Regions from separate parts of the Homo sapiens genome. Here region 2 is linked to region 1. A link is a loop called in an ENCODE intact Hi-C map of the cell type or tissue named here. Cell type or tissue: B cell. All regions are shown on one strand. Each heading gives the region's core, and the rest is flanking DNA. Links, peaks and the distances in the headings are about the cores only.

Region 1 (16,159 bases), core at 5,476-13,475:
CAGTGAGCCGAGATCACGCCACTGCACTCTCCCAGGGTAACACAGTAAGACTCTGTCTCAAAAAAAAACAAAAAAAACAAAAAAAAAAGAAAAGAAAGAAAGAAAGGATAACTATGGGATGAGGTCACCCAAGGAAGGAGCTGAAGGAATCCATGACCAGCCTTGAAAAGTCTCCCTGTCCTAGCAACAGGGGCAAGAAGATGATGACCTAAGTGGGTGGTTGAGGATGAGGGGCTGGGGTGCTGGGGCAGGGCCACCCCAGCATCATGTCATTCCCCTAGCTGTGCCCAAAAGGAAGGTTTTAAAATAGAACTGATCCAAATCAGAGACTTGCTGGGAGGAAGGATGGGAGCAGAGGCCGAGGAAGTCAAGGGCCTGGAAGGGGAGCATTTGAAGGGCTGGCCAAGGGTGTGGGCTGCTAGGGAGGGAAGTGGGCCAGCACCCCATCTGAGCTGGAAGAAGCAGAGGGAGGTAAGTGCAGAGGGTCTTGGCGACCTGCCTTAGTCATGTGGAATCAGAAAACCAAGTGTGTCACCCTGTGGGTGCTCTGAAAACCTACTTTGGGCCCGTCCATCAGCTCTGTGAGTGGTGTCTGCAGGAAGAAGGTGGAGACGATGAGGTAGACCTCTGGAATGTGGACGTGGTGGGCCAGAAAGTCATTCAAGACACGGAACCCAGGAAGCAGGCATGGGCTTTGCTCAGGCAGTGGTGACTGGCTCTTCAGGTTGTCTATTGATCAGGCAAAGGGGGCACAAAAGTCAGCTGAGAACAGCTGCTGGTCAAGGTGGGGCCTGGACACACAAAGGAACACCCGGCCACCCACCCATCCCATAGAAATGCTGGATGATAAAATATATTCACACATAGATGGGAGCAAAAAGGCACTCAACAGTAGTTCCCTTTGCTGTTCCTGACATGCTCATTCATTCACTCAAAAACATACTTGCTGCCCACCATGTAGGAGGCAACAGGGCAGCTTTGAATTAGGCAACAAGGGTGTAGGGTTTCAACCAAATATACAGAATTCCAGGCACTCATGAAGCTTGCATTGTAGTGGGAGGGACAGACATTAAGCAATTAAATACTCAAATAATTATGAATTTTGTGAAGCACTAAAGAGAAAAATAATAAGGGCAGAGATAATATAACAGAGGTGTCCCAATTCAGGGAGACCCCTCATCTCCTGGAGGAAGTGGCATTTGAACTGAGATCTCAGGATGAATCCACATCAGGAGAAGAGGCATCCCCTCAGGAAGAGGAAGCAGAGTATACAGTGCCCAGGAGAACAGGGCTAAGCAGGTGGGAGGAATGGAAGGCAGCCTCCAGTGTCTGTGCAGTGAGGCTGCGGGGGATCCTGCAAAGGATGTCAGGGGGGCTGGGCTCATTTGGATGTAGGCCTTGGAGTCAGGGCTCGAGGTGATCCTGCTGCACAGAGCTGTGATGGTCTCAAATAAGAAGGGGCCTGGCTTGGTCCTCATTCACATCCCAGGACTAGGTGGTGCCCCACTCCCTGGAGACAGCCACGTGCTCACCCATTACAATATCCACGCCCTCAGTGCTGCGTTCCACCCAGGATCCTGCACACAGGCCATCTCTAAACCGTGTGCGGAGGGAGGGGCTTGCCAGAAAGTACAGCAGCAGCTTCAATGCCAGCACAGTGGTGCTGGCATGCAGGTGGCCCTGCAGGAGCAGCAGGAACCAGTCAGGCCCCAGTTTCAGAAACATCTCTTCCTTTGACCTGGGGATTAATAAATGCAACCAATGTTCTCTCAGTCCATGAGCGAGTGACATGTCCAGAAAATATGAAATGTCCAGCCTTACAAGTCACCAAGGAGAGGCAAGTTAAGGTTAACATCACTTATTATGTATTACATTTAAAAAGAATAGTAAAATAAAATGCTGGCAAGATTGTTGTGCAAATGATGCATTTGTCTATTAATGGTTGCAGTGTAAGTTGGCCACAGCATTTTGAAGCAATTGGAAACTGTGTATTCATATAGGTAAAAATGCGCATGCCCCTTAATAGCCCTATATAACTACTATTCATACTTACACAGTGGATGACTAGCCACCCATCTAATTTAATTACCATCAATGTAGTCACATAAAACACATAATGAATATTCCCCTCCCTTTTTAAAGACACTAGTCAAAATTTATCTAAATGGCATAGTTCAATATTTATGCATTTTTATCAGTTTTAGCACCAAAAAAAAAGAAACATGATTAACGTCACTTTCAAAAATGATGAGTCTGGAGAATACAGACTTGCTGATGGGACCTGGATGAAACAGGAGGGCAGGGAGATGAATGGCCAATGGGTTGGCCAAAGACACTGGGTTCAGCAAAGGACCCAGACTTTTGGGAACAAGTGAAGGCTCCACCTGTGTTCTCAGCTGACACACTAGGCATAGTGAGAATCTGGCTGGTATCCACTGAAATGAGCACTGGACTAGGAGTGAAGAGAAGAGGCTGTCCTCTTTTCTAGCCCTGCCTCTGATGTTTAGCAACTGGATGACTTTGGCAGAGCTCCTGATGTGCTCTGATCATTTTCCTCAGTGATTATGTTGATAATGATGGTGATGATGTTGATGGTGGTGGTGGTGATAGTGATTAACGTTGTGGTGATGTTGGTGGTGATGATGATGATGGTGGTGGTGGTGACAGTGATGATGTTGATGGTGGTGGTGATGTTGATGATGTTGATGATGGTGGTGGTGATTATGGTGATGGTGATGCTGGTGGTGATGGTGATGATGTTGATGGTGGTAGTGGTTATGATGGTGGTGATGGTGATGCTGGTGGTGAAGATGCTGATGGTGGTGGTGGTGATGGTGATTAATGTTGTGGTGATGATGGTGATGATGCTGTTGGTGGTGATGGTGATTAATGTGGTGATGATGGTGATTAATGTGGTGATGATGGTGATGGTGGTGAGGGTGATGGTGATGATGGTGATGGTGATGATGGTGGTGATGGCGATTAATGTTGTGGTGATGATGGTGATGATGGTGGTGGTGGTGATGGTGATTAATGTGGTGGTGGTGGTGATGATGGTGGTGGTGATGGTGATGGTGATGATGGTGATGGTGATGATGGTGGTGGTAATGGTGATGGTGGTGGTGATGGTGATGATGAAAGAGATGGCCATAATAGCAATTAGCTTACAGAGAATTTACAGTATTCCAGGCACCATTCTCAGGATTATCCATATATTAATTCATTTCATCTTTACTATACTCACCTATTGAAAGTATTAGGTTGGTGCAAAAATATTGGCAGTTTTTGGCATTAAAAGTAATGAAAAAAACACAATTACATTTTCACCAACATAATACAATTTTTATTCTCATGCAGATGAGTAGAGAGAGGCATACAGGGCTTAAGTAGCCTCCTCTGGGTCCCTGGGGACAGGGCTAGGATTCGAACCCGGAAGGTATAGATGCCAGAGCCCAGCTGTTAGGCACTGCACTACATTCCCTTTCAAAAAGATGGAAAAGAAAGTGGCTGGACTATCTCATTTCCAAGGCATCTTCCAGTTCTACCATGTTTTGATTCTAAGAAAGAAAGGATTTATAGGCTGGTAAATTATTAAACACTATTTATAAAGCTGCTTTACTGAGGGGTAACTCTTTACCCCCAAGCCCAGATGCATATACAGGTTGAGCAAGGATCCGGGCTGACTTGCTCAGCACTGCATCCTAGGAGCTGGGAACAGTGTCTGGCATGCAGTAGATGCTCAACAAATTAGGTGTCAAATGAACGACTCCAAGGTTGGAGGTAAAGCAGGCAGGCAGTGGGGAGAGTTAATGGAATCAGCTTTATGATTACACTTGATTTTAGAAGTTAATTGACGGTAGATACTTCTTTTTCCAACTTGGAAAAATAACAAACTCACTAACAGTAAATAGCAGAAGAATTTGGCAAGACTTTTCCTTGATAGATGTTATTTAGGCTCACGATTTCTTCATTCTATTGTCTGCCAAGTACAAGACATCAAAATCAGTAATTGTCACAACTGCCAAAACAATAACAATTACACTATAGCTATGGTGACAAAAGGAGTTTATTGTAATTATACCAAATCTGTTTCTAGTTACTCATGTCCACTTAACATTTGCATCAGAATATCTTAGGGCAAGGTCTGGTTCATTGGGTAGAGAGAATATAATTTTCTTTCTGACTAGTGCAGGAAATACATTGCAGAAAACAGACTCAGAGATGCTAAACTTTTCATTAAGAAAAGGTTTAATGCCACACCCTGTATGAGGTAACCTCCTGCCAAATTGCTCTTCCTGGAGCTACTTACTCAGAGGACAGATGAAGCTGGGGGGAAGATATTACACTGAGCAGCATCTCCAGCAACTGGTTTCTGAGCCAGATTGTCTTTCCAGATGTTTGGCTTCCAGCTACAAAAAAGAATTCAGATTTGAGAGAAAATGGATGTAAAGAGACATAATATTTGCTGCAGTAAGCAATCATATTCACCAAATGCTTATTTCACCCAGGAATTGTGGCATGGCTGGGACTCAAAATTTTGGCATTTTATTCCAGCCTCCACACAATGCTTAAAAAGAATTTCAGAAAATGTTACTGAAGTTTCCTTTAATTAGCAATGTCTGCAATGCTGCACATCTTCCAAAAAACAAAAATCCTAAAAATAATAAAGGAAAATATACCTTTCAGTAGAAGAATTTTTTAAATTATTATAGGCTGCAACATTTCATAATCACCTACTATGCACTGATATTATGCAAGTAATCAGGAACAGAGTGCTGAAGACCATGGTCTTTGTTCTCTTTGTTCCTGCTTTCAACTTGCTCCCAGGCTAGGCTTTTGGATGTCTATGCTACAATAAAAACAGAACTCAAATCATAGCAGAGGTATATGGAGCAAGGGGAAGAAGAAACTTTACTTCTGAAGAGTCATTAAAGCCCAAAAGGACATATTAACAATGCTTTAATATGTTGGTTAGGTAAAAGTTTCAGAATGCAGTTCATATGAGAAGGAAGGTTGACTAAATAAGTTCACTCTTGGCCCATTACCCATTTGTTCATTCCCTCAGTTGCCAGCAATTTCACACCAATACAGGGCATACACCACGCCATACTGTAGAAATAGGACTGATGAGGCAACCTGGGGAAATGGAGTCATATTTCCGTCTATTCAGATTTTGGTCCCATCTTCAATTAGCTCCTAATCTCATTGAACCTAAATTTCTTAGTCTGCAAAATGGGAATAGTAATTTCTTGCGGCTTGATCTAAGGATAAGAGATAATACTTTATCTAGATTAAAAAATGCTATCCAGGAGACTCTTTTGTGATGATAAAACTGTTTTATATCTACCTTGTCCAATAGAGTAGCCGCTAGCCTCAGGTAGCTAGTGAGCACTTAAAACGTGGCTACAGTGAGTGAGGAATTAAGTTTTTAATTGCATTTAATTTTAATTAGTTAAAATTTGAATTTAAATGGCTATATGTGGCTTAGGGGCTCTCGTCTTGGACAGTGCAGAGCCGCAGGGCCCAGGACAAAGCAGTTGTGATTGCTGCCATCACACTGCCCTAGCAGAGGGAACAAATTGAACAAGACACAGCTGCAGTTCTGCACCTGGCTAGGCGAAAAGGGAGACTCACATAAACAAACTACAAATCTATTCAGTAGGGTAACCCCAAGGGGCTTTGGAAACACAGAGAAAGTGACTTAATCTGGTTTGGTGGGACTGGGGACAGCTTGGCTAGTGGGGGAGGGGTGGCATTTCCCTTGAGTGAAGAGCACGTGCCAAGCACGGACAGAGGGCAGGCCATCACCTGCAGGGGCCTGCAAGTGCTTCACTGCTGGAGTTGGGGCTCATCAGGAAAGTAAGGGGTAGTGGGGGTTCAACCAGGAAGTGAGGCAGGATCCCGGATCCCACATGCTGGTCTACAGGGAACTGATTTTATTCTGGAGGCCTGGAACACCAGTCCCACATTTCAAAGCAGGAATCTATAATTTTATTTCATTTCTGACTCTCATCATAAAATGACAGCCTCACAGGCCACGGCTTGGAAACCACGGCTTGGCTGTGGGTGCCTTCCCCTTCCTTACTTAGCCCCTCCCTCTGCACAATGTGGGCCTCTCAGGGGTTCCGTGAGGGCCGTCCTACTGCCTTCGAACTGGCAAAGGTCTTCTCACCAGGCAGGGAAGGGTCCAGGGCTCCGTCCATGCAGATCTGCCTCTCATTCACCGACGAAGGCTTGAGGGTGTACACAACAAACAGCCCAATCCTTTATACACAGGGAGAGAAGGACAGGCTCGCAGGCGGGCTCAACTGAGTCCGCTGAGTACATGCCAGTGTTTTCACATAGACCCACCCACGTGCAGCTGCAAGTGAGAGTTTAAGGGAAATCATCATGGCATGCTGTGTATTTCCAGAGACTTCTAAAATCAGTCAGGATTCACCAGAGACGCTAACTCTGGCTCTACCTGATCAATTAGATAGTGACAGGAAAGAGAAGGGGAAACACACTGGTGGCTGGGACTGCTCTTCAGGAGTCTGCAGGAGCCAGGCATGTGGGTCATTGGCTGGCAAGGATGGCAGTGCTTATGGAAATTCCTGAATATTTGGCCACAGTGGGGGAGCCTGAGCAGTGGGAACAGTAAACACACAGCCCTGCTGGGGAAACCGGCCTGTCCCATCCTGACTTCAGCAAACCATCCTTTCCCCAACTCTCAGCCCTGGGCAAAAATTCCTAGAAGGTTCCAAGTGATTCAGGGTTGAGCACAATGGGGAGAGAGCTGGGGTCTGTCCTCCCTTTTTAAACAGCCCTGGGGCCCTGCTCTTCCCCCTGGGCAGCTTGGTGTGGTACCTGAGCAAGTCCTGGGTGCTGAAGTGGCCCCTCAGCTGACAGGCCAGGATGCCAATGATGGTGGAGATCTTGGAGGGGATGAGGCTCGGCTCATTGAATAGGAAGATGAGCTTGGGTATAAGCTGTGCCTGGTGGGCAGCTTCAGCATTCCTGGGTCCTTCCCTGGTGAGTACAGGAGAGAGACAGTAAAAGCTTTTACTGGAATGAACCAAATTTGCTGTGTTTCTGCTAAAAAGGTTTTTCAAGCCAGGCTTGTTCCATGGCCCCTTAACTCCAATGCTCTCTTGGCAATTTGTCAAGATGCCGTCAGACACCCATTGAATATGTGTCTGCTAAGTGCCAGAGTCGCTCGGGTGTGCACTGCCTGTCCCCTCCGCCCCCCGGAAACCACCTTCAAAGACAAACCCCAATTATTGACTTTTAAATTCTGAGCCCCAGGGAAAACTAGTGCTGGCCTCAGAAACTCAAACAAAGACAGCAGACACTCATGTGACTGGGGAGTACTTCCCACCAGCCAGGAGTGCAGGGCCCTTCACTAGCTTGTCTGGTTGTGTGATCTTCCTGCCCGCCCCAAACCACAAAGTGGAGAGACACGCCACTGAAAGTCAAAGGAGAAAAAGACAGAATCCACCTATCCATACCCCCTCCCTCAGATACTCACAAATCCAATTTCCAGTAAATTCTACTCCCCCAAAGAAAACAGCTCCCAGGATAAATATCTGTTTCTTAGAAAACAACTGGTACAGGTACAGGAACAAAGTGGAAAGTGGAAGAGAAAAAATGGTGGAGAAAAATGTGGAGGAGGGTGACTTTGGGCAGATTCCTCACTTTGAACTGTCTTTTTTTTTTTTTTTTTTTTGTATTAACACATTAAATTCTGCTGAGCTCCATCTCCCTGATACACAAAAGAGGCAGGACCAGAGCCCAATTCTGTGTATGATTTATAATTACAGGCTCAGCAGAGAAGACAGATGCTCCTCTACCCAGAAGTCCCGGCTGCCCTTGGTTCTGTTTCCTCTGACAGCACTGAACAACATGTTTTTCTGTATTCTCTTTTTATCAGACTGTGGCTTATTCTTCTCTGAATTTTACCTCTAAGTACAGGGTGCGAAATGTAGTAAGTTTATAATAGATGTTCATTAAGTGGATGAGTGGAAAGCCATTTACAAATACATTCAAAATGCTGAAGGCACCAATGAGCTCTAGACCAGCCTGAGCCAGGAGGAGGCAGGTGGGGTGATATGTGGGCTTCCTTGCCTTCCTTCTCTCTTATTCTGAACACAGCCCCTGGCTCCCTTTGGGAACTACCACTTTCTAACTCCAGAGGGGAAGCCACTTTCCAGCCCAGTCATGGGACACAGTTGGCTCAATGAGACTCAGTCCAATAGCTAAGACTGTTAAATTTTTAAAAAGCTGTCTCTCTGCCTATGGTGCTAAGCTGAGGATGTGCTCTGAGGAGCTGCCCAGGAGCCACCTTCTGCCACAGAAGAAAGCCCGGGCAACCTGAAGACTGAGTGGAAGAGGCAGAGGCAAGAGTGGTGACAGAGCTCAGAGAAAATGATGTGAGCCTCCCCCAGCTACAGGATGAGATCAGCTCTTTTCAATTGTAAGAGCCAACGAAGTCCCTCTTTACTGGTCTTTTCTTCCTGTATTCTTTTTTCCCTCCTCCCTTCCTTCTTTCCTTCTCTTTTACATCCCTTAAGCTGGTTTGAGTTGTATTTCTACCACTTGAAGGGTAAAAGAGCCCTGACTAATTCCAAAAGTGCCTTGGAGAAGTCAGTTAGAGGGAGAGTGGACCTTTGCTGGTCACAATTGCTGAGCCCCCAGTATGTGCTAGTCCCTGGGGCTAGAGAGGCCTCTAAGCCCCCAGCATCTGCCCTCCTGAGGCCCGAGACCATGAGAGGAGACTGCCCCACAAGCATGAGCCACTGGGAAGGATGTGCTCCCATTTGGGGACCCAGTGTTCTGGGAGCAGGGAAGAGCCACTGGCCACCCTGCCCTGTCTCTGTTCTGGACATTCAGCCTTCAGTTCTAACCCCCAGGCTGCCAAGACCCAGCCTACCTTGGTGATTGAAGGATTTCCAAAAGATGGGAAAAGAGGCTGAGCTCCAGATTGTCTGCAGTATTCATCCAGAGCTGGAAGACAAAACAAAACACATGCTAAAATGAAGGTGTGGGAGAAGAATGATTTGCAGGAAGCATGAGAAGGTCAGTGCTGGACAGGTGATCCTCTGACGTGGAATCATCAACATGATGTACCAGCTCTGGAATCAGATCAGCTGTCCTGACACTCCAAGCAGAGAGGTGCCTCCCCTGTAGGAAGGCCTTCTCTCGCCATCTCTGCTGCTACTTGGCACTTCATTGTGGGCCTGGTTCCAACCAAGGACGCCTGCACTAACCATCTCCCCCATCTGCTCAGCCTTGGGCCCACAGCCCAAGTGTCCATATTGCAAACTCATCTCAACCTCCCTGGATCCTGCAAGACAAATGATGATGTTCCCACTTTACAGATGAGAAAATAGAGGCTGAGACAGACCAGCTGAGTGACAGTCTCCACTCACCACCAGCAAGTGGCAGGACAGGAAATAGAAGCCAGGTACAGATTTTCAGGTTTTACACTGTACTGACTACATACCCAATTTGCGCAGGCAACACATTCTTCAGCCCAAACCACAGTGTCATCTCATGCATGACAAAATTGTAAGTGAAACAAAGATATGAAATTCACTGAGATTCTGAAAGTGAAGTTGATCACTCAGGTTGTTTTCATTCATAGTAAACAAATGTAGCTGCTAGTGATCCTTCTGGGGCAGAATTGATGGATGCCATCATGTCTTATTTCTACTTCCCTTTAGAGAACTCTAATATTTTTCTTCTCTAAATACTGACAGTTCCTAAGGCCCAGACTATACAAGGTTCAGGTGTGGGATTATAAGCGTGCACTCATATAGCAGCAAAAAGAGCTTGCACTTAATAACTGATACATTTCCTGGTGGCAAGAGGTGCCATAAAAAGACCCAAAATATTATTATCCGCATTTATGTATTTATTTTCTTATTTTTGAGAGACCCAAGCTGGAGCGCAGTGGCCCAAATATGACTCACTGCAGCCTTGACTTCCTGGGCTCAAGCAATTCTCCCACCACAGCTTTGCAAGTAGTTAGAACTACAGGTTTGCACCACCATGCCTAGCTAATTGTTAAAATTTTTTTGTAGAGTGGGGTATTGTTTTACTGCCCAGGCTAGTCTCTAATTCTTGGGCTCAAGTGTTCCTCCTGCCTCCACCTCCAAAATTGCTAGGATTACAGGTGTGAGCCACCGTACCCGGCCTATTATCTGCATCTAGTAGCTAGAAAGAATGGGACTCAGGGAGACTAAGTAACTTTTCTGGCACCAGACTTTTTTTTTAATTGGCAGAGACTGTTTTCAAAGTCAATCCACCTGACTACGAAGCCCATTCCCTTGCCCCACACTGGGTACCCATGGGTATCACCTACAGATAGTGACCCATAGGGTCAATACTCAACCTTGCTTGAAGCTAAGCAGTTACCCATGACTTTGCTTACTCTTGCTGAAGAGGAAATGCAAAAGAACCCCAGTGAACACAAGTTTATCGGGAGGCCTGTGAAGGTAGAGACTGTCCCTCTTTAATCCCTGGAACCTAGCATCATACATGCCACTATCTTTCGTAAAGATGCATTACATTTTTTAAAAGAATGAGTGGATACAAAATAAAATAAAATGAGTGGATTGTTCTTCCGCCAGGAAAAGAGTGACAGATTTCCTGCTTTTTTAAGCACAGCCACTGCCCAAAGGCACACACAGAGGTGGGCCAGCTGCCATTTGGGACAGCTGGTATTGATGAAGGCAGCTCTAGTGAAAACATGGGTATCCAGCATGGCACCCCAACATACATGTCTGTAGGGCTCCAAGAGCCCTGCACACTTAGGATATTGATTCATGAAGGCAGTCATTCAACAAATGATATGCCAGGCCTGGGGCTAAGGGCTGAGAGAACTAAGAAAGTCAGATGTGAACCCACCAGTACAATAAGGTGCACCTTTTACACTTCCCACAAAAGTTCCAGCCTCTCACATTTCCTTTCCAGAACACAGCAACAATAATAAGTTGCCACACCCATTTGAGGCTGCCTAGCTCATCAGGAAATTACATAATGCCAAATGTCAGAATTTTGGGAAACATGAATAACTGAATCTTTTGATTGTTATTCTGTGTCACATAAGCCTGTACTAAGGACTATATTAAGATGTCTGGATTAGATTTGTTTGAGTATGGACTGTATAATGTGTCAGGTGTTGCTCTCTCCCCACCCCTGAGATGACTGTACTCTTAGAAATGAACTAGTCAGTTCCTTCTTTAAGAAACCAGAGGCTGGGTATGGTGGCTCATGCCTATAATCCCAGAACTTTGGGAGGCCGAGGTGGGTGGACCATCTGAGGTCAGGAGTTCAAGACCAGCCTGACCAATATGGTGAAATCCCTTCTCTACTAAATATAAAAAAATGAGCCTTATGTGGTGGCACGTGCCTGTAATCCCAGCTACTTGGGAGGCTGAGGCAGGAGAATTACTTGAACCTGGGAGTCAGAGGTTGCAGTGAGCTGAGATCGCACCACTGCCCTCCAGCCTGGGCAACAGAGTGAGACCTCATCTCAAAACAAAAAAAAAAAAAAAGAAAGAATGAAAGAAAGAAAGAAAGAAAGAAAGAAAGAAAGAAAGAAAGAAAGAAAGAAACCAAAACCTAAGACTTAGAAGCCCACAACTTCCTGTTCCTCCCTGATTCTCAACTTTCTGTCCAACCCTGCCTTACAACTTCCTATCCAACTCTGTCTTACAACTTCCTGTCCAACCTTGCCTCAACAGCTTCCTGTCCCTCCTTCCCTCACAACCTCCTGTCCCTCCTTCCCTCACAAATTTTTGTCCCTCCCTGCTTCAACAATCTCCTGTACCCACCCTCCCTCACAGCTTCCTGTCCATTCCCTTCTCAATGACTTCCTGTCTCTCCCTTCCTCACAACTTCCTCTTCCTGTCTGCTTCACACCAGTCATCACGGATCCCACCGTTTCTCCTGTGATCCACTCTCTTGTCTCCAAACCCTCTGAGGATGTGTCTCATTAGCAGTTTCTTCTCCCACTACTATTTTAACTGTCTGGTTTTTACTGCGTCTTCTCCTTCAACCTACAAACAGACTTAAGTCTCTTCCATCTTAAAACACGAAACCGGCTGGGCGCGGTGGCTCACGCTTGTAATCCCAGGGCTTTGGAAGGCCAAGGTGGGCGGATCATGAGATCAAGAGATCAAGACCATCCTGACCAACATGGTGAAACCCCGTCTCTACTACAAATACAAAAATTAGCTGGGCGTGGTGGCACATGCCTATAGTCCCAGCTACTCGAGAGGCTGAGGCAGGAGAATCACTTGAACCCATGAGACAGAGGTTGCTGTGAGCCGAGATTGTGCCACTGCACTCCGGTCTGGCAACAGAGTGAGACTCTGTCTCAAAAAAAAACAAAAAACAAAAACCCAAAACCAAAAGTTCTGAAACTTCCTCTCTGCTATTTTCCAAAGTCCACTGACTGCCTCCACTTTCAGTCTCCCCACACTTCCCCTTAATTCTTTGTTTGTTTGTTTGAGACGAAGTCTCGCTCTTGTCGCCCAGGCTGGAATGCAATGGCATGATCTCGGCTCACTGCAACCTCCCCCTTATGGGTTCAAGTGATTCTCCTGCCTCAGCCTCCCGACTAGCTGGGATTACAGGCGCCCGCAACTATGCCCACCTAATTTTTGTATTTTTAGTAGAGACAGGGTTTCACCATGTTGGCCAGGCTGGTACCGAACCCCTGACCTCACGATCCACCCGCCTCGGCCTCTTCGTGCTGGGATTACAGCCATGAGCCACCAAGCCCGGCCGTTTCTCCTTACTTCTGAGTGGCTTCTGACCCCACAACTTACTTGTCACTAAGTCTGTCAGTGACCTCCAATGGGCACGTACAGTGCACACATCCCTTACCTCACTTTACTTGGTGTAGGCAGAACATGACATTTGGGAAACATTTTTCCCTTTTTGAAATTCTCTCCCCTCAATCTTTTAAATTTTATTTTGTTTCATTTCATTTTGTTTCACTTTGCTTTGCTTTTTAGCATCTGGTTCTTATTGGTGGTTTATTTTCTTAAATCCAGCTTTAAAAGCACCAGATCTCCTGAAGAGGGTAGTTTTATTCAGGGTGGGGTGGGGTAGGGTGGTGTCCATGGCCATTCTAGTAGCAGGCAATGGAGCATGATGGGTTCCTGCATTAGTAATTCCTGGGCCATGCTGGTGGCCAGGACACCTTGGAGCCAGACTGGCTGAGCATGGCCACAGCACTTCAGAAGGGGCAGCAGCGGTTGCAGTCAAGACACATTATCTTATTTAGTGGGGTTTTATGGCCATTTATGTACATCTTCTTTCCCCTTGTGCACAGGGAGCCCATTCTCCAGGCCATGCTGGCTTCCTCCACAATCCTCTTTTCCAGCTTCAGATCCAGGACCAGGACATTCATCTTGGCCTGGTTCAACTGGCTAATCTCATATTTAGGGCTCTTATGCCTATATTTACAAATAAGATTAGCCTGTACTTTTTCATTTTCTGTTCTGTCCTTTTGTGTTCTGCCATCAAGATTAGCTCGTTAAAGAAGCTAGAAAGAACCTATTTCCTGACTGGTGGAATTTCCCTATGAGTGCCCAGCCTGGCGTTCCCTTCTGGTTGTTGTTTATGTCAACAGATTTTAAACCAGTGACTCACTTTACTTGATGATTCTAGGATCATTGGGGTTTTTTATTCATTTTAGAGTGCGCTCTGAAAACTTACATTTTCGATGAGATTGTTCAAATGAACTAAGTTTTCTAATTTACTGGCACAAAATTACTAATCCAATTGTCTCTTTCCTTTCTAATTGCTCATTCTTCTGTGGTATTCTCCCCTTTTCCTTCCTAATATTATTTATTTGTGGCTTCTGTCTTCTTTTCTTGGCCAATCTTAACAGACGTTTGTCTGTTTTAGGAGAAACAGTAATTGGCCTTGTTGATCCTCTGTATGTTTTTTTTTCCTATTTTATTAATTTATGTTCTCATTTATATGTTTCCTTCCTTCTTTCTCTGCGTTTTGATTTTGTTTGGTCATTCTAACTTCTTGATCTTAAGTTAGAAGTTAGACGTTGAACCGAATCTTGATCTATATTATACAAAGAGTATTCTCTTTTTATAATATACATATTGATGACTGTCAGTCTCCCTCTGGTCCTGCCTTCAGTAGCAGCCCTGTGGTGTTTTGATATGTAGTATTTCCCTTGTCATGTGTCTCTAAGTCACTTCTGGTTCAAGTTCGACTTTTTCACCTGCTGTCCTCATTATCCCACTACCCTTGCCTCAGTTTAGGTTTCAAAATCCTCTACCCAGATTTCTTCAATCATCTCATGACCCATCTCCCTGCTTCAGAGCTCTTGTCACCGAAGTCACATACCTAAAATAAAATTCTCACATATCATTCTACAGTTAACATCCCTAGATATCAAAAGTTTGGTAAAACTTATCAACAATCTAAAAATTGTTCATAATGCCTTTATTCTCATTATTAATTTTGATAATTTATTCTAAGAAAATGTTTTTAAAAGTGAGAGAAATATCAGCACAAAAGTCCCATCTATAACACAATTTATAACAAAATATAGAAAGAATCTAAAAATTTGGCAATAGAGAAATGATGAAGAAACCAGGAACTCTCAGCATAACAGAATATTATTCTGATCTCAAAACAGTGCTTGTGTTTGTAATGAAAATGTTTAAATGTTTTTGGTATGTGAGCAAAGACTAGACTCAAAATAACCTACAGTATAATCATGACTATGATTTTAAAAATGTATTATACATTGAAAATACTGTAAGAGAATGCATCCAGGTTTGACAAGAATTAACTAGGTCTTGGTAATAGGAGAGTTTCCCCCTCACATTTTTCTCTAATTAAAAAATATTCTATAATAAACATATATCAATTTCTTAATAAACAAAGAAAGAGCTTTGAAACTTCTCCTGAGGACCTCCACATGCCCAGGCTAAAGTGTAGTCTGGGCAGTCTAACCCCTTGGGCCTGCCTTCTCTCTCTCCTGCTCTTGCAACCAACACAAACCTGTAGGCCCCCAACAAGCCACTTGCTCTCAAGTCCCCATGGCTGCTCTCACTCTGATGTACAGTATTTGCAAATAGCATATACACTCCACCTGGAAGGTTATTTTCCCCCTGAATTCTGACTGCCTGCTCACTCCCACTCCCCAGATGCCCTGTGCCTGTCTCACTGAAGCACCTAGCATTTGCAGTGTTACATTGGCTATGTCCCAGTCCCATCTGGCTGTGGGGAAGGGCTGGGTTCTAGTTTTCACTGTGTCTCCAGGACATGGCCAGTACCTGACCCAGAGGGTGCTCAGTAAATGATGCTTCATGAATGGGTTGATCCACCCACAGCAGTTGTGTGCGATGCTCCTCAGCCTCAGGCGTGTCCTTCTGCATCCCTTAACTCACCCCTTTCAAGAATCATTTGGAAACAGCAAAGCACCACCCAAAGGAACTGAGATCATTTTTCTTTACCCTCATATGTATATGCCAATTTATAGTTTAAAAATCCTTTCCCAGATACTATCTGGCTTAACCCTCATGACAGCCTGCAAGGAGATGAAGGTCTCCACTTCACCCAAGAAAAAGAGTGGGGCTCAGAGAGGTCAAGAGATTTGTCCGAAGCCACTCAGTCCATAGGTGGCACATGTCATTACAAACCAGGGCCTCTGGGCAGGCTCGTTTGGTTTTCCCTCTCCCTACCATCATGACTATGAGGGAAGCTGACATGCTAGGTTTAGGGGAAAGCCCAGACTTAGCATATTTACCATCACACACACTCCTGAAGGACTAAGGGCCAATCTCTGATTTACCTCGAAATTGCAGAGGATGTGCTGGAAGACACCAGTGTTGGTGATAGCAGATGACCTGAAGCCCAGCTCCACAGTGCCAGCCACTGAGAGGATCAGCTGAAAAATTCGATGGTTCAGGAGAGAGGCCTTCTTCCTCAGGAGAAACGCCATTATCTGAAAAGGTTAACACAAAGCAGTTTCCTCATGAATGCATCATTAGAGATTTCCCCTTCACCCACTTGTCCCAGTCCAGTCTGCAAACCTTCTGCTCTCTGCTGCTACCATCCTTCATTCCATGTTCTCAGAAGAAAAATACACATCAACTTCTGTGGCCACTTTTCTGTGCTATGACCTGACTTCTCA
Region 2 (16,159 bases), core at 4,102-12,101, 50 kb after region 1:
CCCTTCAGGTCTCTGCTTACATGTCACCATCTAGAGACGGCTTCCCTGACCTCCAACCCTTTATCTAAATTAGATTTAATGAGATCTGTTCCTGCCTCCATTCTCATTCTTCTACCTCAGCACCCTGATTTTTCCCTGTAATATCACTCGTCACAATTCATAATTTCATATTCACTTGTGAGCTCATTTATTTAGTCTGTCTGCACTGTCACTACCTCCTCATCCCCATCATAGAGGCGGGCTCTGTGGACAGTGTCTATGCTCATCTTGCTAGCTGTGCATGAGCTGCACAGAGCACAGGGCCAGGATCTCAGCCAGCATCCAGGAGAGAGATGAACATGCCAGGGAGCAAAGGACTTCCCACCAACGCCAGGTGCTGAGCTTAACACCTGGGACTTGCCTTACTATGGTTCAATTATTTTCAGTTGTTTTTTTGTTTGGCTGTTGTTCTTAGAAGGTAGCTTTGTTAACAGAAGTGATCTGTTTTGGATGGCCTTGCAAGGGTGGGCACAACTCAGTCAAGTGTCCAGGACACCCTGGTACTTTCCCACTATAGGTGTTTCCCATGGGGAGCTCTGCTAACGCAGGGCACTGAAGACACGGACAAAAGGAAAAAAGCTGTCTTGGGTCAGAAGGCATTTGAGAGATCAGTCATGTGAAGATGACAAAACACACATATTCAACACCAGGTACCTGTGGGTGATCTTCATGGTACAACCGAGGCAGCAGCCTCACCATGATGCACACGACCCCGGGATGCATGATTGCAGCATCTCCCTCATCCATCCTGCAGAGAGAGGGAGAGCCAGACATGAGACACGGACCTTCCAGTTTCTTTCTATTTTCACTGAGCTTCCTGGATCTTTCTTTCTAAGACAGATCATGGTACACATCCTGTCTTATTACCTAGATGACATTGAACTACTCCATCGAGCCTAATTTCCTCCAACTCTAAAAGGCATTGACAGTACCACACTTTCCCCCTACAGTCATAGAAGAATGCTTTTGTGCTCCAAGGCACAGTGCCTGACCCATAGTTGATGCTCAGTGAAGTTAGTTCCCTGGTTTTCTTCCCTTCCCTCCAGATACGTTGGAGATTGAGAAGCTCTGGTTTCATATTGAACACACACACACACTCACTCACACACACACACACACAGGCTTCTGGGTCCCTTCAAAATGGTGTAAGCACACTCAGCTCTGTCCCACCCCCTGAATACCGAATGCAACTAAAACACTTAGAACTCATGGAGCAGCTCTTGGAGGACTCTGGAAAGTAAATGGTAGCCGAGAAGGAAACCAAACTCAAGCACTATGAACTGGCAGTGAGCTTTCTGGGCTTCCCCTCTGCAGCATCCCCTGGTGTGAACTCACAGGTAGCCTAAAACTCGCAACTGTGCACAAGGTGTAGACATGATGGAAAGAGCTCCAAGAGAAGTCCTCTGTTTCTGGTCTGAGGAGCAGGAAAGGAGGTTTTACAGGTCACAGAGCATGGAGGAAATCCCCTGGGATTTTCTTTGTTTGGTTTCCCCATTCTTTCCCAACCCATCTTTCAGGCAATTCCCTCAGCATCAGCAACAGCAGCAGCAGCCAGGCAGACTCTAAAACTCTCAGTGAAGAGAAACTTTCTCTCTGACCAGAGGACCTGTAGTCCCAAGAGTGTAGGTAAAATTCCCATTGCTCTTTTCTCCTTTTCTCCCCTCACTGCATGGCCCCAGAGACAGATACCAGTGACACAGGGAAGAACAGAGAAACAAAAGCGCCAATTCTAGACAGAGCAGGAAGGGACCCCTTGGGAGCCAGCAAGTGTTAAGGAAAGGATGAAGAAGAGGAAGCTGAGGAAAATGTAACCACAAAGTTGTATATTAACCTCTGGGCTGAGTTCTGACTGTGTATGTGCATCTGACCCTAACTAGGAGGTAAACCACCACACACAACCAGTTACTGCATGAAGCAAGTGAGCGCACATCAAATCTCCCTGCAGTCTTTGAAAACTGAACTGATACTGGAACCAGAGAGTCCAGGGAAGATGGGCAGAAACTTGCAACCTGAACCTAAGTGGGCTAGTTCCCTACCTTAAGATATATATATATATATTCATTAACATTCTCTATAAGATGACAACAAAGACCAGAGTTCATAAGATAAGATTCAAAATGTCCAGAATACAACCTGAAATTGCTCAACATAGAATGAACCAGGGAAGTCTCAACATCTCATGTGGAAAAAGACAACCAACAAATGCCAATGCTGAGATGTCACAGATGTTGGAACTATCAGACGAAACCCTTAAAGCAGTTATTAACCCAATTCCAAGAAGTAAGAGTGAACATTTTTCAAATAAATGAAAAACAGAAAGTTTCAGTAAATAAATAGAAGCAATAAAAAAGAATCAAGTAAACACAACAACTGAAATTTGTTTAAACTCACTAAATGAGAACAATAGGAGAATGAGATGAGAGGAGAGTCCATGAACACGAAGATGGAGCAATACAAGTTGCCTAATCTGAACAACAAAAAGGAAAAAGATTACTAAAAATAAAGACAGACTCAAGGTCATGTGTAACAAAGGATCTAACATTTCTGTCATTAGAATCCTCCAAGGAGACGAGAAAGAGTATGGTATGAAAGAAAAAACGTTTGAGAAGTTTTTAGTACTTCTTTCTTCAAAGCTGGTGAAATACATAACCTTAAAGATTCAAGAAGCTTAGCAAAACCCAAATAAAATAAACAAAAAAAATTATGCCCAGACACAGCACAATCAAACTGCTGAACACTAAAGAAAATTTTAAAAATCTTGAAAGCAGCCAGAGAAAAACAACACATTACATTTAAGGGAACGACAATTTGAATAACCTTGGATTTTCTCATAAGAAAGCAGAAGTCATGGAAACAACATTTTTAAAGTGCTACAAAAATACACACAGAATTCCATATCCACATGCTTCCAGAATGAAGGCAAAATAAATGTGTTCCCAGATGAAGGAAGACAGATTCTTGCCATCAGACTTGTTCTAAGAATAATACTTTTAAAATTTCTTCAGATGGTAGGAAAATAATAACAAAATAATGAAAGGAAACTTCAGGGATGAAGAAAGAGCAACAGAAATGGTAAATATTTGGGTAAATATAATACACTATTATTGTTCTCTTCTTAAGTTCTTAAATTTAGGTATGATGGTTGAAAGTGACATTGTATTAGATGTAATACATAAGACAACCACAACAAAAATAGGGAAGGATAGAGGGAACGGCGTAGAGGTAAGCTTTCTATAATCCATTTGAAATAGTAAAATGTCAATTCTAAGTAGACTGTTAAAAGTTAATTAAGTATACTGCAGTCCCTATTGAAAGCACTAAAAAAAAAGGAGAGACAAAAAAGGAGAGTCAAAAAATTCAGTAGATAAACTCAAATTGAATACTAAAATATATTCAAATTGTCCACAAAAAGGCAGGCAAACAGAAGTAGAGGAACAAAAAAAGAGTAAAAAAAAAGAGAAAACAAACAATAAAATCCTGAACCTAAATTCAAACACATCAATAATTCAAACACATTAAAAACTGATAGACACTATTGTCAGAATGGAAAGAAATAAAAACAAAGCTATATGCCATCATTAAATATTGTGATATAGATAGGTTAAAAGTAACAGGATAGAAAAATTTATACCATCCTAACAGTAATCAAAAGAAAGCTGGTGTAATTCTACTCATATCAGGGAAAACAGACTTTAGAGCAAGGAAAATGACTCATAATAAACAGATTATATGATATGATGATTAAAAGAGACATAACAATTCAAAACGTGTTTGCACTTTACAACAGAGCATCACAATTCAGAAAGAAAAACTCATAGATCTGAAAGGACAAATGGCCAAATCCACAATTATAGTTAGAGAGTTCAACACTCCTCTCAGTAATTGTTCCTTCAAAGTCATAAACTACCTTCAAACGGTTTTCTTCGAAGCCACAAACTACCAAACTCAACAAGAAGAAATAAGTTGCCTAAATCATTTATAGCTATTACAAAAACCGAATATGTAGCTAAAAACCTGCCCACAAAGAAACCTTGAGGCTCAGTGTTTTCACCAGCAAATTCTACCATACATTTAAAAGAGAAATAACACCAGTTCTACACAGCTTCTTTCAAAAACACAAGAGAAGGGAACACTTCCCAATTCATTTTATAAAGCCAGAATTACCCTGATATTGAAAACAGAAAAACACAGTATAAAAAAACTACATTTCAGTATACCTAATGAACATAGGTGCAAAAATCCTCAACAATCAGCAAATAATACCTAGCTACATATAAAATAACGAGGGTACTATGGCCAATTGGACTACCCGTAAATGCAAGGCAAGTTTAATATTCAAAAATCAGTCAACATGATCCATATTAATAAAATCACATGATAATATCATTTAATGCATAAAAAGCATTTGAAAGATTAAAAATCTGCTCATGATAAAAAGAAATTCTCAGTAAATTCAAAGGAATTGTTTATAACCTAACAATGGGCATCTACAAATTCCCATAGCTGATGTTATATTCAATGGCAAAGACTGAAGACTTTCTCCCTAAGATTAAGAACAAGCAAGGATCTCTCCATTGCTATTGGATGTAATACTGGAACATATGGATTGGAAAGGAAGACCAAAAACTGGCACTAGTCACAGACGATGAGATTGTCTTCATAGAAAATCCCAAGGAATCCATAAAAAAAAAAACTTCTAGAACTAATAATTAAATTTAGCAGTCTCAGAATAATAGTCGACATACAAAAGTTAACCATATTCCTAAATACTAGAATTGAAAAATTAGAAACCAAAAAATTTTAAATACCCTTTGGAAGTGTGTTCAACAAAAGACTCTGGTATAAATCTAAGAAAACATGTGCAGGCCCTACACTGAATATGACAGACTTTGATGAAAGAATCAAAGACCTAAATAAACAGAAAAGCACACTATGTTTATGGGTTGGAAGATTTACTATAGTTAAATTGTCAATTCTCTCCAAATTGATCTATAGATCTAATGCAATTCCAATAAAAATCCCAGCAGGAATTTTTGTAGATATAGGCAAGCTGATCATTAACATTTATATGGTATCAGAAAGGAACACTTCCCAATTCATTTTACAAAGTCAGAATTACCCTGATATTGAAAACAGAAAAACACAGTATAAAAAAACTGCATGTCAGTATCCCTAATGAACATAGGTGCAAAAATCCTCAACAATCAGCAAACAATACCTACCTATATATAAAATAACGAGGTTCCATCAGGACAGCCAAAGGTAAAGGAACTGAAATCACCAAAGCAAATTTGAGAAGGAAGAATATCTTTGGAGAGCTTGCATTTGATATCTTACAAAGCCACAGTAATCAAGACAATATTGGTGAAAAGCTAGACACATAAGTCAATGAAATCAAATAGTGTCCAAAGACATATATAAATATGGCTAAGCAGTTTTTACAAAGTTATAAAGACAATTCAATGGAAAAAAAGATAATATTTTCAACTAATGGCATTGGAAGAATTGGACATTCATAAGCAAAAACAAACAAACAAAAAATGAATCTCAATCTAAACTTCACACATGGTACAAAAAGTAGCTCAAAACAGATTACAGACCTGTAAAACTTTTAGAAGAAAACATAGGAGAAAATCTTCATGGCCGTCAGGCAAAGAGATCTTAGATATGACATAAAAGTGCAATACATAAAAGTAAAAACAAATGATGATTTGGACTTCATCAAAATTTAAAACCTTCAATCTGTGGAAGACCCTATTTAAAGATGAATAGATAAGCTATAGGCTGGGAGGAAACATTTGCATCCCTACAATGGAAAACTACTCAGCAACAGAAATGTATGAACTACTGATACACACAAAATGAGTGAATCTGAAAGGCCTTATGCTGAGCGAAAGAAGCCAGGCTCAAAAGATTACACATGTATGCTTCCATGTATATGGTATTCTGGAAAGACAAAACTATAAGGAAAGATCCACGGTTGCGAGGATAGGGTGGAGAAAAGGTTTTACTATGTGGGGCAATATCTGGGAGCTATTTGAGGTGATGAGACTGTTCTGTTTCTTGATTGTGGTGGTAGTCGTGTGACTCTACACATGAATTAAAACCCATAGAACTGTAGGCCAAAAAAAGAGACTTTTACTTCATGTGAATTGAAATAATAATAATAAACTACAGGCTAATCCCAAATTACCAACACCCAGTTTTCCAACACCCTGCCCATGTTGCTGCTGTCATATGCAAAGTGAGATTGTTTTTAGTCCTCAGAGTAGCTAAGGTGCTCAGGAGTGTTTCTTGTGCTTGGGCGTAATTTATTCAAATCAACTGAGCAAATACTTATTGACCTTTTATTATTTTCCAGGCACTATTCAGGCACTCTGGATACATCTGTAAACTAAACAAACTAAAATCCATGACCTGGGTGTGAGGGGAAGGGTGTAGACATAAAGATAAACACAATAAATAAGTAAATTAAAATTAATAATTATTGTGTATAATATAACATATTAATATATAACATAATAATATCATAATGAATAAGAAATGATAAGTGCTATTGAGAAAAAAAGAGCCAAGAAAGGAGAATTGACAAAAATTTGATTTTTGATTGATAAGTGCTTGTATGCAGAAGGAGAGTAATTTACAACTTTAATTTGAATGGCAGGTTTGGCCTCTTTAAGAAGGGCAAAACTGAAAGACGGGATGCAGACATCCATGGGAAAAGCATTTCAAGCAAAGAGAAGAGCCATTGCAAAAGCCCTGAAGTAGGAGTATGTCTGGCATATTCCAGGAACAGCAAGGAAGCCTGTATTTTTACTCTGATACTGAAGCCACACAAAGACAATACAGAAAAAAAAAAAAAAACCTACCAATATCCAAGGGATCAATGTCCCTTATGAACATACATGCAAAATCCTAAACAAAATGCTAGCAAACTAAATTCAACAGCATATTAAAAGGATTATATGTCATGACCAAGTATGATTTATATTAGAAATGCAAGGGTGGTTCAACATAACAAAACCAATCAACAAAATACACCACATTAATAGACAAAGGCAAAAAACAGATGATCATCTGATTTGACTCATAAAGAGCATTTGACAAAATCTCACACTCTTTCATGATAAAAACACTCCAAAAACTAGAAATAGATAGTAAACTTCCTCAACATGATAAAGGGCATTTATGAAAAGCCCACAGCTAGCAGCATGCCAAATGGTGACAGCTGACCCTCAAATTCATGTGGAATTGTAGGAAACCCTAAGAAGCCAAAGCAATATTTTAAAAGATAAAGTTGGACAACTCACATTTCCAGAGTTCAAAACCTACTACAAAGCTACATAATCAAAACAGTGGAGCTGACATAAGGATAAATATAGAGATCAATGAAATAGGATTGAGAATCCACAAATAAACTCATGTATCTGTGGCCCCTTGATTTTCAACAAGGATACAAAGACAATTTAAGAAGGGACTCTTCAACTAATGGTACCAGAGCAGTTGAATAGCTATAAGCAAAAGAATGAAGTTGAACCCTGACCCCTTGCCATATGCAAAAATTAACTCAAAATGAATTAATTATCTACAATAAGAGCCAAAACAAAATTTTTAGGAGAAAACACAGTGGTAAATCTTTATGACCTTGGATTTGGCAATGGATTTTTACATATAATGCCAAAAGCACAAGTAACAGAAGAAAAAATGGATAAACTGGACTTCATCAAAACTGAAAATTTTTGTGCATCAAAGGACATTATTAAGAAAATGAAAGGAGAACCTACAGAATGAGAGAAAATATTTGCAAATCATATTTCTTTTGAGAGTCTAGTACCCACAATATATAAAGAATTCATACAACTTAGCAACAAAAAGAGAAACAACCCAATTAAAATATGGGCCAAGCCCTTGAATAGACGTTTCCCCCAAAAAGATATACAAATGGCCAAAAAGCACATAAAAAAATTCAACATTATTAGCCATTAGAGAAACAAAAATCAAAATCACAATGAGATAACACTCCATGCCCATTAGAATGGCTAAAAAATTTTTTAAAGGGAAATAAATATTGGCAAGCCTGTGGAGAAATTGAAAACCTTTTATATTGCTGTTGGGTGTGTAAAATTGGTTCAGCTGCTGTGAAAATAGGCAGTTTTACAGTTCCTACAATTCTATTGAATTGAGCTACAATTCTACTCCTAGGTATATATTCAAAAGAATTCAAAACAAGTACTCAAATAAATACATGAACATGAATGTTCATAGCAGCACTATTTACAAGAACCAAAGGAAATAACCCAAATGTTCATCAACAAATGAATGGATAAACAAACTGTGGTGTGTACCCATATGATGGAATATTATTTTATTGTAAAAAGGAAAGAAGTACTGATATACGTTACAATGTAAATGAATCTCAAAAATATTAAGCTACCTGAAAGAAGTCAAACGCCAAAGGAAACCTATTACATGATTCCATTTACACATGATTTATCCTGAACAGTTTAATCCCCAAAGCAGATTGGTGGTAGCCCAGGGACTGGGGAAAAGAATGAGAATGAGTATAGGTTTTCCTTTTGGGGTGATAAAAGTGTTTTGAATTAGATAGAGGTGGTCTTTGCACAACACTGTGAATGCATTAAATTCTATGGAATTGTTTGCTTTAAGATTATTAATTTTATGTTCTGCAAATCTCACCTCAGTGAAAAAAGCTAAGATTTTTTTAAAGTAAAAGATGTCCAGCACCTGGAGCAGTTCTCAAACTTTAATGTGCTTACACATAATAAGAGGACCTTTTTAAAAACAGAACCCTAAATTTCAACCCCAGGGATTTGTGATTCGGGAAATCTAGTTTACACAACTATATTTTTGTGCAACTTTACAATGGATTCTGATGCAGGTGGTCTACAGGCCACACTATGAGAAGCATTGCTGTAAGGTAGGGATTGACAGAGCAGGAATGGAGACAAGGTTCTGGATCCCAAGGATGGCAGACACTGATCCCCCACCTGACCTGGTGTTCCCAGACGGCTTGTATCTCGCAAGGGACCTGTGGGTACGACAGAAAGTTGTAATCAAAAGTACAAATCCCAAAGTGCCTGTATCTTTGGGAGCCAGTGGTGGTGTGAGGCGTGCTTGGCCAAATTTTGCATCTCATTTGAAGAAGCCTAGGGGCCTTTGCAGGACGTGAACCAGTGAAGCCTCATCATTTCACACAGCCCCTGAGCTTGGCTATAAAATCCTGCCACCCACAGCAGCTGCATGACAGAGAGGATGACTACTCCAATCCTGGTACTTGTCTTGCTTAGATATGGAAGTCAGACAGACTGCCCCCTATGTGGACTCTATCAAACTTCAGGAGGCAAGATTAATAACTATCTCCTGTTACTAAGGCCTGTGGATACTTGAGGGATGCATTAGAAAATTAAAAGCAAAGCGGCCTCATTTGTGCAGTCCATGCTGATTACTCCAGACAGCCACCATCCTCTTCCAAAACTCTAGGGCTTCTCTCTCAGGGACTAGCACCAACCAGTCTCTCTCACACTCTCATCAAATTGGTTACCAAGGCCAGGCAAAGTTACGTCCTAAATAGTTCTCAAAATGTTCTCCTGTTCAAGCTACTGCCATCCCTGGAAGGAGCAACTGACAGCTCCTTTGCTCCTCTCCTTTCCAGCCATCATCTCTGCCCATCCATCCCTATAGCTTAAAGCCCTACTACAGCTTAAAGTCCGAGCAATGCCTACAGAAGGCAGGAACAAACCTTACTCAAGATAGTTGATTTTGAGTCTCACCTTTATGCCTCCTCAACCCATCTCAGACCAGATAACTCTCATCTTTAAATGTTTAGCTCAGTGGTCTCCTCATCCAGGAACGCCTCGCTGACCTCCTCCCCAGACTTCATTAGGTGCACTTCTCTGCGTCCTCTCAATTTCTGGGCCTGCCCTTGCCAGGGTCCCCACCATACAAGGATAATGCTCCATTCATGTCTCTACTAGGTGGGAGCCCAGAAGAGGAGCAGGCAGGAGCAGCCATATCTGAAGCAGTTGCAGGACAACTGCACATCAGGTGTCTTCAGGACACCAGGCACGAGAGTCCAAGACTATCTGCCTTGCCAACCCTCCCTGCCTTTCCTCCTGTCCTGTCCATCTTCTCAATTCATTCATGCCCATATTCTACTCAGTGACCATTCACAGGGGTCCCTGATGTAGCTGCAGACCCAGTCCATGCTCACATGGGCCTCACCACTGAAGCAGAAGAAAGAGATTTGAACACCATCTTATTTCAACAGTGGTAAGAAACCAAAAATTGATAGATGTACAGTGCCTTTATTAGCAGATGGGGAAGAGACGACTTAAGTGGCTGATGTCCTTGGCATCCATTTTAATACATATCCTGGTTTCAGATATGCTCAAGTGTGCAAACACAAACCAAAGAAATAAGAAACCAAGGAAGATTACACAATTAATCATTGATTTGCACTGTGATCAGTGCTGAGGGTGCTGAGGAAATGTGAGGCAGTGGGATCTGATTTGGCCCATGGGATGGGGATGGGCAGGCCAGGGGAGGCTTCTTGGAAGAAGTGACATCTAAACCTAGACAAAAGCATAAGAAGCAACTGTCCAGGCAGAGTGAAGACAGGAAAGGCATCCCAGGTAGAGTAAAGGGCATATGTGAAATCTGAGTCTGAAACATGGCTGCATGGCTGCATGCCATGGGCAGGCAGGACCCCCAGAACTGTGTGCCCCACACTCCCAATGCCTGACTCCCTCCTGGGAATCATGGGAAAGCACTGGAGGCTTCCAAGTGGGAACGACAGGGTCACATCTGTGCCTTCCAAAGGCCAGTGTGGCCTTCATGTGAACTGTTCAGGAACTACACTGTCCCCCACCCTTCCTCAATGGTCTGGCACAACAATTACCTCTAACAAACTTAAGTGACAGATATAACTCATACCCACAGGGGACATTGTTTCAACAGGAAAGATTAGGATGAAGCTGCAGGATGCCCAGCAGCAGAGCCAGAGGAGTAAGTGTTTAGGGCTCTGGCCTGCAGAGTGCCCCATGAAACCTTAACTATTGCCTGGAGCACACCGCATTCCTGTTGAAATGATGTCCCCTTAGGGCTATAAGTTATAGCCACAACTTAAGTTCAAGGTAAAGGTGACTGGGGTTGCTCCTTTGGCTGACATAAGGAATAAACGTCAGCCCACGAGGCCTGGCAGGGGCTGGGAGAAGGCATATGCTAAGGCAGAAGCAAGAAGGAGCAGGGCTGCCTTGCTTTGGAGGGGGCTTTTCTCAGAGCTATACACAGACCCAGTTGTAGAGCAGTCCTCATAACCCATAACCCCATGATGCCACAGTCCTGCACAGAGACCACCCTAGCTCCACATTGCCTATAGGGTAAAAGTGAAATGGTCTCCCATAGGGTTTGTGCAAGGCCCACCACAGTCTGACCCTGCTTCTGCTCCACTTTCACCTCCAGACCTGCACTGTGGATGATGTGCTGCTGAGGGGTAAGCACTCCATTCTATGGTGTGTGTATGTAGTGTGGATATGTAGTATGTGTGTATGTGTGGTATTTGTGTGTGTCGTGTGGTGTCTGTATGTAGCATATGTAGGTGGTATGTGTGGTGTGTATTCATGTGTATGTGCTAGGTGCTGTGTGGTGTGTAAGTGCAGTGTGTGGGTGTGTGGTATGCCAGTATGTGTAAGGTGTATGTTTAGTGTGGTGTGTGTGTGTTTTGTGTACATGTGGTGTATGTATATGTGCATGTGATGTGTATATAGTGTGTTTGGTGTAGGGGTGTTTATTTGGTATGGTGCATGTTTCATAGAGATATATGATGTATTTTGGACACCATAGATATATTTTTGGAATTACATAACATGTCACCTCTGTGTTATGAAAAATATTCCTTAAATTATAGTTACCATAAAGACTAAATGAATTGAAGAATAGTCCATTGTAAAAAGCTGAGCATGGTGTCTGGCGCACACATGCTTAGGAAGCAGCTGTGATCACTCTAACTACCATCTTCCCTCAATGTAGATACTATTATTATGTCTGCCTTCAAATCAGGAGATGGAAGATTAGAGAAATAAAGTAGCAGGACCAAAGAACACAGCCACCAAGGCATAGAACAAGCAGGCCTGACTCCAAGGCCCACGGCCTCTTTCCCTCCTCCCTGGAGACTTGGGACCTACTTTGCAGAAGGCAGGGCTGAGGGAAGCCACTTGCCCAAGGACATACAAGTGTGGTACGGCAGAGACGAGCACCCTGTCTCCCATTCCCAGCCCACTGCCATGCCCTTTACTCTGCAGACTCCCTGGAGGGGGTAGAGTTTCACTTCCTATTCTCTAACCATCAAGGAAGGTCAAGGGCCATGTATCTCTTTTAGGGAGAAAAAAAAATGCTCTATTTATGAAACATGGGTCTTATAAATGTAAAAATTACTCATTACAAAACCAGGATGACATTTGACACAGGACTCACCTCTAAAACATCAGGACTGACGCAGTCCATTGGTTAGAACCCAATCTTCAAACTGCAGGCTGTCGTGTCAGACATTTGGAAAACTATCACTATTATTGTGGGAGTATCAGGAAAAAAACAGGAAGAACACACACACGTGTGTGCACATACACGCACGCACAGACAAATGCATGCAGGCTTTGGAGGTAGCCCTGGGTTCAAATTCTAGCTTTATTATTTACTAAATGTGTGACCTTTGGCCATGTTTTTTATCCTTTCTCAGCCTTTGTTTCCTTATTGATAAAATTCCAAAATTTTGGAGGGAAATAAAAATAAATAGATGTTTAGTGCTCAGCCTCCATAGACATTCAACTAATTACTATTGCTTTTCTTCACCTGATATCACTTACTAAATGTCTTTTCATACTGACAAATACTCCCCTGCCCCTGAGAGCTGGCAGAATAAGTCAAACAAGTTTCCACACCAAGATCCTAAGTTAACCTGTATGTTATCAGGGTGCCCAGGCAAAAGGCCTCCTCAGGGATTGCCCCTGAAATATAGAGAACAGGGAACCCAGAGAGGGAATTCTTCCCAAGACAAGCAAGAAAATCAGGACCTGGGAATCTGGCCAAGGCCTGGCTTGGAAAGGGCAGCTAAGACCCCATGGAGGCATTCCCATACCTACAGAAGGGCAGAATGGCCTGAATGAGGATGGTTTCTATGGAATCCAAGAAAAGGAAAATCTTGGAGCAAGATTCACAATAAAAAATCAGACATCATACAAGGGACCTTCCATGATTGTCACAGAAACAATATACTCTCAAAAAACACAAGAAGAAATAATTATGATTCTTGTGTTTGAAGAAATAAAAATGAAAGATATGAGAAAGGAAAAGGGCTATCAAATCAAGTTTATTTGAAAAAGAAACAGTATATCTAGACATATAAAATACTGTCATTGAAATTTTAAAAAGAAAACCTAAATGGCTAGATTATATATCAGATTAGACACAGCTAGTAGGAGATTCAGTGGGTTTAAGAAAGACCAAAAGAAACTGTGTGGAACAGAGTACAGAGAGACAAAGAGATGAAAAATGTAAAAGAAAGATTAAGGGAGGATAGAATGAAAAAGTAAAACATACATCTAATTGTGTTAGTTCCAAAAAGGCATAATAGGAAAAGGGATGGAGAAGAGGTCATAATTTAAAAATCCATATTTTATAAAAGACATCAGTTGGGATTCAGGAATCCCAATGAATATGAAGCAAAATAAATGTTTAAAATAATGTACATTGAGATATATGACAGTAAAGCAATAGAACAAGAATGGTGAAGATCTTAAAAGCGACCAGAGAAAAATGACAAATTACCTTCAAAGGAAGAGAAATAAAAACGATTTTAAAAGGCAACAATGGAAGGCAATAGCTGGGGAGACCTTCCATTTACTGTGAGAAAATAACTGTCAACCAATAAATGTTTACCCAGCAAAACTATATTTCTGCAATTAGGGAGAAAATAAAGACAGTTTTCAGACAAATAAAATCCAAGAGAGTTTACCACAAATAGACCCACACTACAGGAAAGTTTAACAGATGTACTAGAGTAGATAAAAAATAATCCCAGATGGAAGGATAGAGATGCAAAAAAGAATGGTGAGCACAGACATTGAAAGCATGTAGGTAAATCCAAAGAATATTTTATAAAACAACAACAATAACTGTCATATCTGATGGATTTACTAACAGGAGATAAGTTTAAAATATTAGCTAATAGTAATGTATGAGTTAGAAAAGGGCAAAAATATTTGAGTTTTAAGGTCTTGGTGTCTTAATTGGAAGGATAAAGATACTGTTTAACTAAAAACATGAGTATGCCTGTTAATTCACTCTAGGGCAACTACTATAAAATTAATCATAGAGAGTTTAAATTTCATACTAGTAGGTAGGAAACACAATTTTTTAAAATCAATTCAAAAATAAGACCAAAAATGTTTTTTTTTAAAGTGGAACAAATGTAAAAAGCTAAGTAGAAATCATTCCAAATATATTAATAATTATGAAAGCGTAAACAAATGACTTTCTCCAGTTAAATGAGAAATAATACCACACTAGATTGAAAAACAAAGTAAAACCAACAAAAGTGGTTCCTTATTGTTTACAAGAAAAACACCTAAAAATGTAAGGACAGTACACAGAAAGGTTAAAACCAAAGGATGAAGAAAAATCCCAGGCACGAACTAACCAAAAGAAACCTGATATAGTCCTATTATTATTAAGGCAAAATGTACAACTAGGGATAAAAAGTTCACCATATAATGATAAAAATTTAGACTCCATAAGAATATAAAAATTCTAAATATGTATGATTCTTACAACCTCAAATATATGTAAGGGAAAATTCATCAGAAATTGACACATCCACTTTATCATGAGAGATTTTGAATGCATCGTTCTCAATAACTGATACACCATTTCCCAGGCCGCTGCCGCAGGTAGCGGAGGGGCAGGTCCCAGTGCTGGAGACCGAGGCTACCTCCTGGGCCACCTGGCGGCCGTTGTGGTGAAGCAGGTACTGCTGGGCCGGAAGGTGGTGGTGCGCTGCGAGAGTGTCAACGTTTCTGACAATTTCTACAGAAATAAGCTGAAGTACCCGGCCTTCTTCCGCAGGCGGATGAGCACCAACCCTGATGAGGCCCCTGTTATTTCCTGGCCCCCAGCAGCGTCTTCCAGCCGACAGTGCAGGGCCCGCGGTCCGCAAGGCCCAGCGAGGCCAGGCTGCCTTGGACGCCGAGGTGTTCGATGGAATCCCACCGCCCTACAGCAGGAAAACTAGATGGGTGTTTCTGCTGCCCGCAAGGCTGTGCATCTGAAGCCCACAAGAGAGTTTGCCTACGTGGGGCGCCTGGCTCAAGAGGCTGGCTGGAAGTACCAGGCAGTGACAGCCACCCTGGAGGAGAAGAGGAAGGAGAAGGCCGAGACCCACTACCAGAAGAAGAAATAGCTCATAAGGCTGCAGAAACAGGCCAAAAAGAACGTGGAGAAGAAAACTGACAAATACACAGAGGCCCTCAAGACCCATGAGCCCAATAAGGCCTGTTTATTCCAAAAATAAAAAACAAAAAGCTGATATTTCAAGCCGACTTTAAAAATTAATGATAAAGGATATTTGAATGAAACAATTGACAAATTCGATCCAAGGGACATAAATAGAACATCGAACCTAACACTCTGAGAACATGCATTATTTCCAAGCACATGTGGAATATTTATGAGAAGGGACTACATTGAGGGCCATGAAGTCAACCTCAACCAATTTCAAAGGATAAGAACCCAGACGATCCACCTTCTCTCACCTTGATAGAGTGAGAAGTAAATAGCAAAGATGACTAGAAACACTGTAACAATGGAAATTCAAAATTCAAACACATAAGAGTCAACTATAATTTATAAGGGAAATTAGAAAAATATTTCATACTAAATGATACTGAAAATAAAACTTACAAATTACAGAGAAATTTACATGTAAAAAGAAGATGGAAACAGACATCCAAGTTAAGAAAAAGAACACCAGAATAAGCCCAAAGGTAGAAGGAAATGATAACCAAAAACAGTAGGAGAAACAGGAAAAGTCAAAGTTGGTTCATAGGGC

The links. Peaks named below come from ENCODE experiments on the same cell type or tissue, not always from the same donor. Only the 100,000 strongest peaks of a DNase experiment are listed, where the experiment ranks them.
Region 2: a loop joins it to region 1, with 4 times the contacts of the local background. A loop is called at or near these places in 4 of 110 quality-filtered maps.

The regions. Positions count from the first base shown.
Region 1 is chr10:48,796,109-48,812,267 of GRCh38, reverse strand. It overlaps WDFY4 (WDFY family member 4), which reads right to left. Exons shown (of 62, transcript NM_001394531.1): 24 at 15,818-15,970; 25 at 8,909-8,982; 26 at 6,847-7,008; 27 at 6,173-6,264; 28 at 4,310-4,409; 29 at 1,533-1,738; 30 at 560-729. Among named protein-coding and RNA genes, the nearest start is that of WDFY4, 120 kb to the right of the region's middle. RefSeq lists enhancers at 9,324-9,383, 9,414-9,463. In B cell, for the core only: no CTCF peak of the experiment used is centred there; DNase peaks (open chromatin) are centred at 7,287, 9,507, 11,777 and 12,447; H3K4me3 peaks cover 1,308 bases; H3K27ac peaks cover 7,873 bases.
Region 2 is chr10:48,744,975-48,761,133 of GRCh38, reverse strand. It overlaps WDFY4 (WDFY family member 4), which reads right to left. Exons shown (of 62, transcript NM_001394531.1): 13 at 694-787. It also overlaps the pseudogene RPL13AP19. Among named protein-coding and RNA genes, the nearest start is that of WDFY4, 68 kb to the right of the region's middle. RefSeq lists an enhancer at 15,316-15,860. In B cell, for the core only: no CTCF peak of the experiment used is centred there; no DNase peak of the experiment used is centred there; H3K27ac peaks cover 2,139 bases.